Linked DNA regions of Homo sapiens: regions 2 and 3 are each linked to region 1. Evidence: chromatin contacts called from ENCODE Hi-C or POLR2A ChIA-PET data. All regions are on one chromosome and are shown on one strand. The core of a region is the stretch at or near the end of the contact, and the rest is flanking DNA. Distances in the headings are between cores, read along the strand shown. Region 1 has its middle 260 kb from the start of RBMS1. Region 2 overlaps RBMS1 (RNA binding motif single stranded interacting protein 1). Region 3 overlaps RBMS1 (RNA binding motif single stranded interacting protein 1).

Region 1 (3,689 bases), core at 525-3,024:
CCCCACTCATGCCACTTCTATGTCAGTACAAACACACACACACAAACACACAAAATATGCACAGCTCTTCTAATATAGTCACTTGAACACACATAGAATTTAGTATTGGTGCTATTTAGCAAAGCTCAGAATAAAAACTCATTCAATCATCATTAAACAAATATTTATACAACAAATATTTATAAGTTATTGGAGAGTCAAAGATGAAAAAATAGGTTTCTTGTCTTCAAAGAGACCTCAGTATGAATTATGGTCATGAGTCTCTCTCCAACCCTTTTCCTTCGGTGTGAACCACTGGTGAATCATTCCATGGAAAATACCCAGGTCTCATTCACTTCCACTCTTTGGGGACAGACTTGCTGCACCATTAGCGTATTACCAGTCTTCTTTAAAGAAAACTCCCAAACTTGTCTTTGTCCTGGGAAGGTAGGAGTATGTACCAGAATGTGAGCACATTTTTTATTATCTCTTTCATCTCCAGGCTTCCTTTCAACCACCTGCCTTCCCTGACATCCTGCCCAAAAGGCAAAACAGAGTTTCTGGACATTTTGTTAAAAAAAAACCCAAAAAGTTGGAAAGCCCATTATTTGGACAGCACAGCCAATGTGTGTTGAAAGGCTATTCCAATGTAAGGCAGTTACAGATCAAAACTGAGCCAAGAGCTCTATGCAGGGGTGAAGGAAAAGAAATAGAGGGCAAAATGGGACGGAGGTGGCTTGACGTACAAGGTGAGGGCTTTGTAAGAATCTATAAGCTTTCTACAAACAAACATAATTTTACAATTTAATTTATTACTGGCTTTAGGGACTGTCAGTGTTGTTCTTTGGAAATTACCCATTTGAACACCTCAGAAAATCTGATGGATAAAACAAAAAGTCGAGTCTCTCTCCAACCCTTTTCCTTCGGTGTGAAACACTGGTGAATCATTCCATGGAAAATAGGAAAAATAGTAAAGAGGCTTAAGTTGTAAGTTACAAATCTGACTTTAACCTTCAAAGAGAAAGAAAAATAGTTTCTGGCTTGAAAAAGAACAATTATGCACACTTGCCTGTTTTCAGGCTCAATTCCACAAGCCCTTAGAAGATAAATCCAACTATAAATTACTATGTTAATGGACTTAGAATCCGAGTGGCACTGCATTGTTTGCTTTTTGTTTCTTTCTGCACTTGATTTGTGTTTAAAGAAGGCTTATTCCACCCTAACAAATTTATATAACGGATTTCAATGTATGTCTCCCTAATGTAAAATGATTTTTTAAAAGTACGACATTTAACAAGTAGTTTTATCTTCAAATAGCAAATATATATGTGATACATAAAACAGCAAACCAGTAAGTATTAAAGCAGGTACCGGGTTCTTCGTCACATTGTCTGGGATGCCCTTTGCGGCTTTTATTTTTTCTCTTTCTTGTTTGAGTCTTTTCAATGCTATTTTTTTAAAAACATGCAACATTGTTCCTACCTTGAAAGAGTTTGCAGAAGAAATAATGTTTTATTTTCATGTAACAAATGGAAAATAATCTAGGGCTCTTGTTTTTTAAACTGAAAACTGTAGAAATTTAGAGAGGGGCAAGGTCATTTTAGGTTATAGATATTTAATAAAGATTAACTAATTAATTAATACCCGTTTGTGAATGACCACTAGATAATGGTGAGGTTGGAACTAAGCATCGGAAAGCTGTAAAAAAGGCACTAAACAGGCATTCACTACAAGGATATGTAGGAGATGGGTGAGGGATGGGGGCAGGGTAGGCTGTGGTTGAAAAGAGCAAGTCCAAAGAATGTGATAAGATCAGAGAGGGGAGGTAGAATCTGGTGACAGAGAGACTGGAAGGAGTAAAGTGATGGTAATTTTCCTTGCCATATCTGGGGCAAGTAATAATTTGTGTCTTCAAAGGAGCTATTATTATTTTTATTGACAAGTGATTAAATCAGTAAAATCTCCAGTCTTTAGTAAAAAATAAAATCTGGGTTTCTCCAATTGAAAGAAAAAAAGATTTCCTGAGGTTTAAGCAAACACTGAGGTGAAAACTCCAGTTCTCTTTTTGGTCATGACTAAGTGATGAATCATTCTCTTCAAACATCACAATATGTATTAAATAGCATAAAAATATAATTTTCAGGCATCTTAAATATATGAAGAGCCAGTATTTCCAGCTCTTAGGAACTAAAATATGTATGGAAAGAGAATTTAAAAAAATACAAGCCTAGACAAATACTTTTTTCTCCTGCTTTCTAAGCCAATATAAAATTAGTGTAACTTTGGCTGAAAGTGGGGATTATGGGAAAGTGTAATACACACAAGATTAATTGGGTCACATTGCAAAATCCGATGACTGATTTGAACTTTCATGTTACCCAAACCAGTTTTGCTTGATTATTGAGAATCTTGAAGGTAGAAAAATCCAACTAAATAAACACTCAAAGATATTTTAGCATTTCTCAGTTTTTACTCTTACCTCAAGTTTTTCCTATGTATGAATTTAAGACCTTTAAACTTAGTTAATTATTATCTTGAAACTTATGTAAATGTGTGACTTCAGTTAAAAATACATTGCTAACTCATTAAAGGGAAATGACAAGAAACAGCATCATTTAAGTCAAGGGTTGGCAAACTTTTTCTTAAAAGGCTAGGTAGTAAATATTTTAGGCTTATAATCATTAATAACTCCACTGTTATAGAGTCAAAGAAGCTACAGACAATATATAAACAAATAAGTATACTGTGTATCAATAAAATTTTATTTATAAAAACAGGTGGTTGTCCCAGGGTCATAGTTTGACAATCTTTGATCTAAATATTGCCATCATTAAGGTAACTGGTAAGCCTCTTCCAAGCTGAATACCAGTATGAGCCCCCTCACTTCTATTTTATTACTATTTCCTGGGATGGGGAGTTGGTCCATGGAAATGGGACAATAGATGTTTTTGTGATAAACACTATTTTATTGATAAATGTTACTCCTTTTCAACTTTTCGTATTTTAATTTTTAACTCTGAAACATGTCAAACAGGTAAAAGAGTAAGAAAATAATATAACAGACACCATTATACTTACCACACTTATTTTACAGTCATGTTTTCATATTTGCTCCAGATTATTTTTTGAAGGAATAAAATATTACAGATACAACTAAATGCTTATTCCCATTCCATTCTCCTTTCTCTATGCCAAGAAATTAATCCTTCCTTTGTAGGTAGTCTTTTCTCTCTGTTTGCTTTTAGGATTTTCCTATTGTCTTTGATGTTCTGCTATCTGAGGATTCATATCTTTCATCAACTCTGAAAAATTATCAACAAATATCCCTTTGAATATTATATTTCCCCCATCTTCTGTGTTTTCTCTCCTTCTATAACTCCTACTTCAGCATATGTTTGATCTTCTATACTCTGTGCTTAAGCCTTTGTTTTGTCCTGTTTCTTTATCTCTTTGTGCTGCAATTGGGGTAATTTCCTTGTCTGCCTTCCATTTGTTAATTCCCTCTTAAATTGTCTAAGCTTTATGTCAACTAGCTTTTTTTTTTTTTTTTTTTTTTTTTTTGAGACAGAGTCTTGCTCTGTCGCCAGGCTGGAGTGCAGTGGCGCAATCTTGGCTCATTGCAACCTCCACCTCCTGGGTTCAAGCAATTCTCCTGCTTCAGCCTCCCAAGTAGCTGGGACTACAGGCACATGCCACCATGCCTGGCTAAT
Region 2 (3,689 bases), core at 385-2,884, 350 kb before region 1:
CAGAGAGGAAGCAAATTCTGCTATCGAGGGCATAAACCATGACCAACTGTTTAAAAATATGGTGGGATCCACTTTTCTACTTCTTGGTACTTTCTTTTTTTAAAAAAATGTGGTTGAGAATTTCATTTTCAACCTCAGGTCCTTACCCTTTTTCAGGCTGCCCCTCATTCTAAACACAGTCCATTCTTAGAGGCTGTAAACACGGTCCATTCTTAGGCGACTGTGTCAAGGTCTCCCTAGACCACACAGAAGTCTCCTAGGACCACCCGCTGTTGCTTGCTCTGTGGGGACATTAATAATAGCACCTTAGAAGGATTAACAACTACCCTGTGAAGTGGGCACTATTATCTTTACTTAGCAGAAACTCAGACTTAGGGAGGTTAAGTGAAAAAGCATGCAAATGGTAGAGCCACAACTTAAGCCATAGTCTTTCAATTAGGTAGAGTGCAGGCGGAAGCATGGACCAAATGGTTCAAGGAGGTAAAATGTGAAACGTGCGTTATCAGGGCCTAAGGAATATGCTAAGGGGCAAACTTTTCAGTGGAAAAAGTAATAGTATGTCTTATTATCATGATTTTTTTTATAATGAGTTTTAAAAAGCGAATTGGATTTCCCTGAGAGAGGGCTGCTAGATTTAGCAAATTCAAAAATGCAGTGTGATGAAAATCTGGGACATACTTATACTAAAAAATTATTCACTGTTTATCTGAAATTCAAATTTAACTCAGTGTCTAGTATGTCATCTGTGAAAGCCTTTATAAAACAAACAAAAAAACACTAATACATTCAAGAGCTACAATTCCCACATCTGAAATCTGGACACTGTGGGCCACATGTCTTTGGGAGGCCAAGTAAAGGGAAGTGTAGTGAGGCCACAGCTGTTCTTGACGGGCTTTCTTTTTCCTAGTAGCAGACACAGCCCTTGACTCCAGGGACCTAGCTTTCACCATGTAGGCCACTTAAGATGTCACTGCCTCAAAACTCCAGACCTTCTCTATATGGATGCTATGAAGATTAAATATGACTGAGGTTTATACATCCTTAAAATATTTATTTATTGGGTGAGTACTTTATAAATATATTCTCAGAAACCTGGATCAGATAGACTCTTACCCTCCTAAGAAAGGTCTCAAAAATAAAAGTACTAATATATGGTGAGCCCAGTTGACAGTAATCTCTAAAAATAAGGAAAAGTAAAAAACTAGAAGTATGTTCAAAACCTGAAGTGAACTATGGAACATGTAATGAGATGCCAAAACGGTCCCTAGTAGAAAAAGTGGACAATCACGATGAATTGTACAGTTTTCAAATGGCTATGTATGGGTAGATTTTAAAATATCATCATCATGACTCATAGATCCTACCTGACCACAAATACACAGAGATAACATAACATAAAAATGGGCCAATACCTTACTTATACATACCAATTTACCTTTCTGCTACTCTCCACTAAACCTCCAATCTCTGTAGCTTGAAGACGTTTACTTTCTTTAAAACAACAACAAATTGGGACTGTTTCAGGCAGTGTTCATTTAAATATCTTCTATGCACAAGTTTAATCTTCAAACTTTAACAAAACCCAATCTACTAAACACAAATTGCTGTGAACAGAAACTGCCTGAAGAGGATTAATCAACAGCTTTGTATGTCATCCTCTAAACAAGGCCAAACACTGAATCACTGTTGAATTCCTCACGTGCAGCTACACCCAGTTAATCTTGAAGAAGGCAGTAAACTATGTAAATCTACTTAAACTGGGAAGATAAGTACTTCCCTCATCAAAAGTTAGCAACATTTAACAAGTACAACTATTGGAGGGCAAGACCATTAAACACACACAGATATAAACACACACATACACACATGCAGAAAAATTTTGCATTCACTCCCCTACCTCCAAAACCCTACTGGAAACCACTAGGACAACATACTGCTTAGCAAAAAAGGCCTTCCTACATGCCACGATGTGCAGAAACCAAAGTATGGTTGGTTTGTAACTTAGCTACCTCAAGAAAGCAGTTCCAAAATGGAAGGAAACAGGAAGAGGAGTAGCTAATAAAAGAATTCAAGAAACAACACAAAGGAAAAATGAAAATACCAATTTTCTATATCTAAAAGCCTTTGAGTATAAATCACTTTTTTTGTTTCAAAACACACTAAAATATTTTCATAGCTACAAAAGTCCTGATAAATGGTTTCATTTTGGTTTTTGGGGTGCTCTTTTCATACGATCAGATTGGATTTGCTTAATGAACACCATATACTTCAAAGTCACAGTCAACAGTAATAGAACGTACACATTTGTCCACTGAGACTTGAACCAATCATCTTTATTTAGATACTGCCTACTCGGTTATCACTCCATTCAAAAGCTTCTCACTTTGACTTGAGCTGAGCAGGTGTATTTCTAATGTGCTCACAGGCCTGTGAGGCAGGAAAATCCTGTTGATCCCAGATGATGCCAGAGATCAGTACTCCCTGATGCCCTAGCTACACTACGTGGGGGCAGGTGAGAGATGAGTACCAACCACCGCTGCTTTAACTGAAACTAGCTCACTCCTACACAGTCGACCCTCCGTATAAAGAGGTTCTGCATCCGCCTACTGTGGATTAAAAATATTTCAGGGAAAAGCAATAAAAATAGCAATAAAACAATTTGAAAATAATACAGTATAACAATTATTTACATAGCATCTACATAGTATCAGGTATTATAAGTAATCTAGAGATTAAAGAATACGAGAAGATGTACATAGGTTATATACAAATACTACGCAATTTTATATCAGGACCTTGAGCCATCCTGGAACCAATCTTCCTCGGATGCTGAGAGATGACTGTATATGTAAAATGTAGAAAGCTTTAAGAGTTGTACAATCATTCAGTACAGCCACATTTTTATATCAATGCTGCTTCCAAACATCACAAACTTACCATCTGTATCATCCATTTGCTTCATCATTCACCTCCTAGCTCACAAGTTCTCCCTCCCCAAAAAGGTGGGAGGAATCCCTAAACTGGACTTCTGAGATTAGAAGGGTGATGGGCTATGATGCAGATAAGTTCTCTATGGGTTGCTATTGAGCAGTACATGTAGGCAGGCAGCCGTAGTGTGGTGGCTTGGAAGGGAGTGATTGTCAGGGTTCAAATCCTGGCTCTGCACTTTGAGTTGAATAGACTTTGGGCAATTTGCTTAATCTATGCCTCAGTGTTCTTAATTGTAAAATGGATATACAAATATTGCCTGCCTCACAGGGCTTTTAAGATGACTAAATGAGTTAATCTGCCAAAAACATTCAGAACAGCAATCAGCAGGTAGTGAAGTACTCAATGAAAGTTAGCTACTACTACTATGTATGTATAATGCAAGTGTGATTCCAAACCATTACGGTGTTTTTTCCAAAGGTGACTGTAAAGTATTCCTTACATTCCATTTTTTTTTTTTCTGGCAAATTAGCTGAGATCAGCTCTAACAGCTGATTATGTATTTCTAGACTAAAATCAAACTGCATCATATACCTAAAATCTGCCAATTCTTTCATCAAAATGAACAAACTAATATGAACTGCAAGGTTGAAGCTTAACATCACAAAATCTTATAAAAAGCATTAATTAGACTTCCCATTTAGGCTAAGCCAGGATGAGATCACAAAGTCACTCATGGTAACCAGGTCCCCGCGCTGGAA
Region 3 (3,689 bases), core at 598-3,097, 320 kb before region 1:
GGGGCGCTTAGCACCAGGTCCTTTGCATTTTGGTTCCCCATCCCCCTTTCCCTCCTCCAGGGTTACCTGTGATATTGTATATGACTGATATGGACATGACGGTCCCAGCAAGAGAAAGACACTGGATTTTTCCCACTGATAGCTAAGTGTTCTTGCGGGGAGTTGTGTGTGGCAGGAGGAATGGTCTCAGAATCCAAGAATGGCCTGGGTTACCTAGGCAATAGTCTAATAAAATAGTCTAATAAAATTAGACTATTGCCTAGGTAACCCAGGCCATTCTTGGATTTATTAGTTTATTCTGAAAATCTGCTAGAAATCAGATTTTCAGAATAAACTAAGTGGTCCACATTCAAGACAGAATAAAATTCAAGTTTTGAAAGCTTTGGATCCAGACCGAATCAACCTACTAGCCAGATTCTTTTCTGAGGAAGCAAGCATCCCACTATCTTTTGGTACAAAGGTTCTCATTACCTGCAGAAGACATGCTACTTCCTCGTTTCCCACAGCAGTCACAATGCAAATGAGAACAATAAGTATAAATGTTAAGTTATAGAGGCTGGAAGCCAGGAATCTACTGGGAGGCTGTTAAGATAAATGTAGATTAAGCATCTTCTACTTGATACCTTCCAAAGTCTGTTTCATAATCTTAGGCTAAAGAACCAAATCTTTCACATGGCCCACATATCTCTGCAAGACTTGACTCATACTTATTTCTCCAGTACTATCTTGCACTATTGTCTTCCTCACCACTAAGAACCAGGTAATCTGGACTTTCAGTTCCTTATACTTGCAAGGCAACCAATCCAGCAGTATGTTTCACACATGCTATTCTCTATGCATGGAATGCTCCTTCTCTACCTCTTTGCCTAGTTAACTCCAACTTATTCTTCAAGGCTCGGCTTAAATTACTTATACCAGAAAATCTTCCCTCTTAATCCCCAGAATAGGCTGGGTCTTCCTGTTATATAACCCTCATATAGCATACTGTATATCTCCTTTTCTGGACTCACAAAGCTGCAATCTAAATTATTATTTAATGTCCATCCTTTCTGCCTCATTATAAAAGCTCTTTGAGAAACGGGGTTGTGCCTGTTTTGCTCATTGTTTTATCACCAGTGTTTTGTATAGTACAGAATAGGTATTCAATACTATTTATTGAACATGAATCTATTATATTTAAAGAATTTAAAAATGTATGTCTACATATAAACTTGCATATGTTACATTATATTATATGTACTTCTGAAGATACAAAGAAGAATCTGACAGTTTCAGTAAGAAAAAGACATGCACAAATGACCAAGTGGTAAAGCAGACTCTGATCCAGTAATATGAAGAGAACTAAATAACATACCATGGAGAACAGGGAAAAGGGGATTGACTCTAAATGGTGACCATAGGAAGCTTTGTGGAGGAGAATCTGAAAGCGCCTCTAAGAACAGGGAAGATTTATACATACATTTTTCTGGCCCACTAGAAACAGCAATGTTCACAGTGTTTGCCATCCCACTAACATTTTTCTGTTCTTCACTCTTCCTTTTCACTTGGTATTCCCGAATGCCTTCCAAACTCCAGGAAATAAAAGAAACAGTGGTTTAATGGGGGCATTGGCAATGCTTAACTCAAATAAATGACATTTTGACAATAAACTATTAGAACTGTGTGAAAACCGATTTAACTCCTTGCAGCAATAATAGCTTGGCAACTGTGTAAGAACTCAGATTAGGAACTGCAAATCAATTGTCCAAAAGAAGTCTTTTCTTAAATCCAGATATAAGGTATAAGGAATGTAAGATGTTTGGGCGGGGAAAAGGGAGTAAAGGTCACGCAGGCCACCTGGTGGCAATGTGTCAGAGAAGGAGCCAGAGCTTTGGGAAAAGTGAGGCTCACTGCCAACACTGCAGGAAATCTTTGTGACACACTGGTGTGTCATGAAACAATGATTGGGTATCACTAATAACAAGCATTTCACTTAATGGTTTGGAATTCGGATATACTACATAGCCTGCCCAACTACCCAGAACAGAGCAGAATTAGATCTGGGAAATCACCCTAGTTGCCCAATCCTCAGGGAATTCTCATCCTGTTGGATCCAGCAAGCTGAGTTACGAGCTACTCTTCTCTTCTGAGGTTCCTGGCTTCTAGCTAACTGGTCACATCTCCGGGATGAGCACCTACTCTCACTGGTTTTGATACGAATATTAAAAAAAAAAAAAATCTTTAGACTGAGTGAGGTAGCTCACATCTGTGGTCCCAGCACTTTGGGAGGCCAAGACAGGTGGATCGCTTGGGCTCAAGAGTTCAAGACCAGCCTGAGCAACATGGTGAAACCCTGTCTCTACAAAAAAATACAAAAACTAGCCAGGTGTGGTGGTGCACACCCATAGTCTCAGCTACTCGGGAGGCTGAGGTAGGAGGATCGCTTGAGCCTGGAAGTTGAGGCTGCAATGAGCCGAGATTGTGCCACTGCACGTTAGCCTGGCCCACAGTGTGAGACCTTGTCGCCAGAAAAAAACAAAACAAAACACAAAAAAACTTTAAAACAAGTTTGTTCACAGTTATGAGAACTTGAGTTCACTGAATTCAAGTTTTCAGCAACAAAATTCCATTTTTAGCTTCACAATTAAAACAAGTGAAATTTGGTCCAAATAACAAACATTAAGTGACACTGAGGTATAATTTTGATTCCTGGATTTACATACAGTATGTCAATGTTAAAGTGAAAAATAGGCTTCCGTTATGAAAGACACATTTGGTAAGCCACACTGCCTACATAAAATTTTCTGATTCTGATCTGCAGAAATGTGGCTTGGCTTTGGAGACTGTTCTTTTTCATATCATGTCTTCACAGTGCTATCTTAAAGCCTTTTGGCAACAATTCTTCATAAAGTGAATTTTAATTCCCAAGTATATTTTAATATCAATCTTTCAACACAAAGCACTATAATTTCAAAGCAGTTTGGAATATCTAGGAACATGTCTGTGCAACTGAACTGCGCTTCCTCTTAAGTATGGCATTGTGCAATCCTCGTTTACTTTGGATTATGTGATAAGGACTCAGCTCCTAATCATTTTAATCTCACATTTTTATGACCCTTTTGTTTAAAGTCAATATTTTAATTGGCATATCAAGATCTGAATGGATCTTGGATTAGAAATTGTGTTTAAATTGAGAAAAGGGCATATACTAGTCAAATGACTTCGATATGAGCACAGGAGCTGAATTTTCACTGTAGTAAAGGAGCTTGTTATAAAATAAAACGTTTAAAAGTAATGAAATAACATTCAATAGAAAAACTGTAGTCACTAGTTCATGAGAAGTGTTTAGCTGATACAGGATTCTAGTCCATTTAAAAAACAAATAAAAACCTCTACAACTACTGCTTTGGGCAATACATATATATTAAATTCAAAAATATTTTCAAAATCTTACTCTAGCCAATAGTTTCAGTCCATCCAATTACCAACTATTTCATCAACACTACTAAAAAATAGGGCATGAGTGTGAGCTCCTTTTCCCCCCACATTGCTCACCCAAAACAAACAAACATGAAAGAAAGAGCCTTTGAGGGAGACAGAAAGGAAAAAAAAAAACAGCAACGCACAGGTTAGAAAGAAGTCTCTAACAGTGCTATCCATTAGAATTTTCTGTGACGATGAAAATATTCTACATCTGCAGTAATACAGTG

What was found. Hi-C counts contacts between places; a loop is a spot of excess contacts on that map. ChIA-PET counts read pairs that join two places held with the same protein, here RNA polymerase II (POLR2A). Pooled maps may share reads with other maps.
Region 2: a loop to region 1 is called in a pooled map, with 2.6 times the contacts of the local background. The contact joins two enhancer-like sites. A Hi-C loop is called at or near these places in 2 of 168 maps with a recorded cell type or tissue (PC-3 and PC-9) and 1 of 50 pooled maps. POLR2A ChIA-PET finds 5 or more read pairs at or near these places in 3 of 52 experiments (BJ, PC-9 and Panc1).
Region 3: a loop to region 1 is called in a map of Calu3, with 7 times the contacts of the local background. The contact joins two enhancer-like sites. A Hi-C loop is called at or near these places in 2 of 168 maps with a recorded cell type or tissue (Calu3 and MCF 10A) and 1 of 50 pooled maps. POLR2A ChIA-PET finds 5 or more read pairs at or near these places in 1 of 52 experiments (AG04449).

The regions. Positions count from the first base shown.
Region 1 is chr2:160,750,902-160,754,590 of GRCh38, forward strand. No RefSeq gene overlaps it. Among named protein-coding and RNA genes, the nearest start is that of RBMS1, 260 kb to the left of the region's middle. Within about 2 kb of position 1,775, at least 5 of the 41 ENCODE cell types and tissues checked have a DNase peak (open chromatin) inside an H3K27ac peak, as active enhancers do; they include PC-9, where a contact is called at or near this core.
Region 2 is chr2:160,401,822-160,405,510 of GRCh38, forward strand. The region is part of intron 1 of RBMS1 (RNA binding motif single stranded interacting protein 1); the gene reads right to left. Among named protein-coding and RNA genes, the nearest start is that of MIR4785, 4.2 kb to the right of the region's middle. Within about 2 kb of position 1,635, at least 8 of the 41 ENCODE cell types and tissues checked have a DNase peak (open chromatin) inside an H3K27ac peak, as active enhancers do; they include PC-9, where a contact is called at or near this core.
Region 3 is chr2:160,430,909-160,434,597 of GRCh38, forward strand. All of the region lies in intron 1 of RBMS1 (RNA binding motif single stranded interacting protein 1), which reads right to left. Among named protein-coding and RNA genes, the nearest start is that of MIR4785, 25 kb to the left of the region's middle. Within about 2 kb of position 1,848, at least 3 of the 41 ENCODE cell types and tissues checked have a DNase peak (open chromatin) inside an H3K27ac peak, as active enhancers do.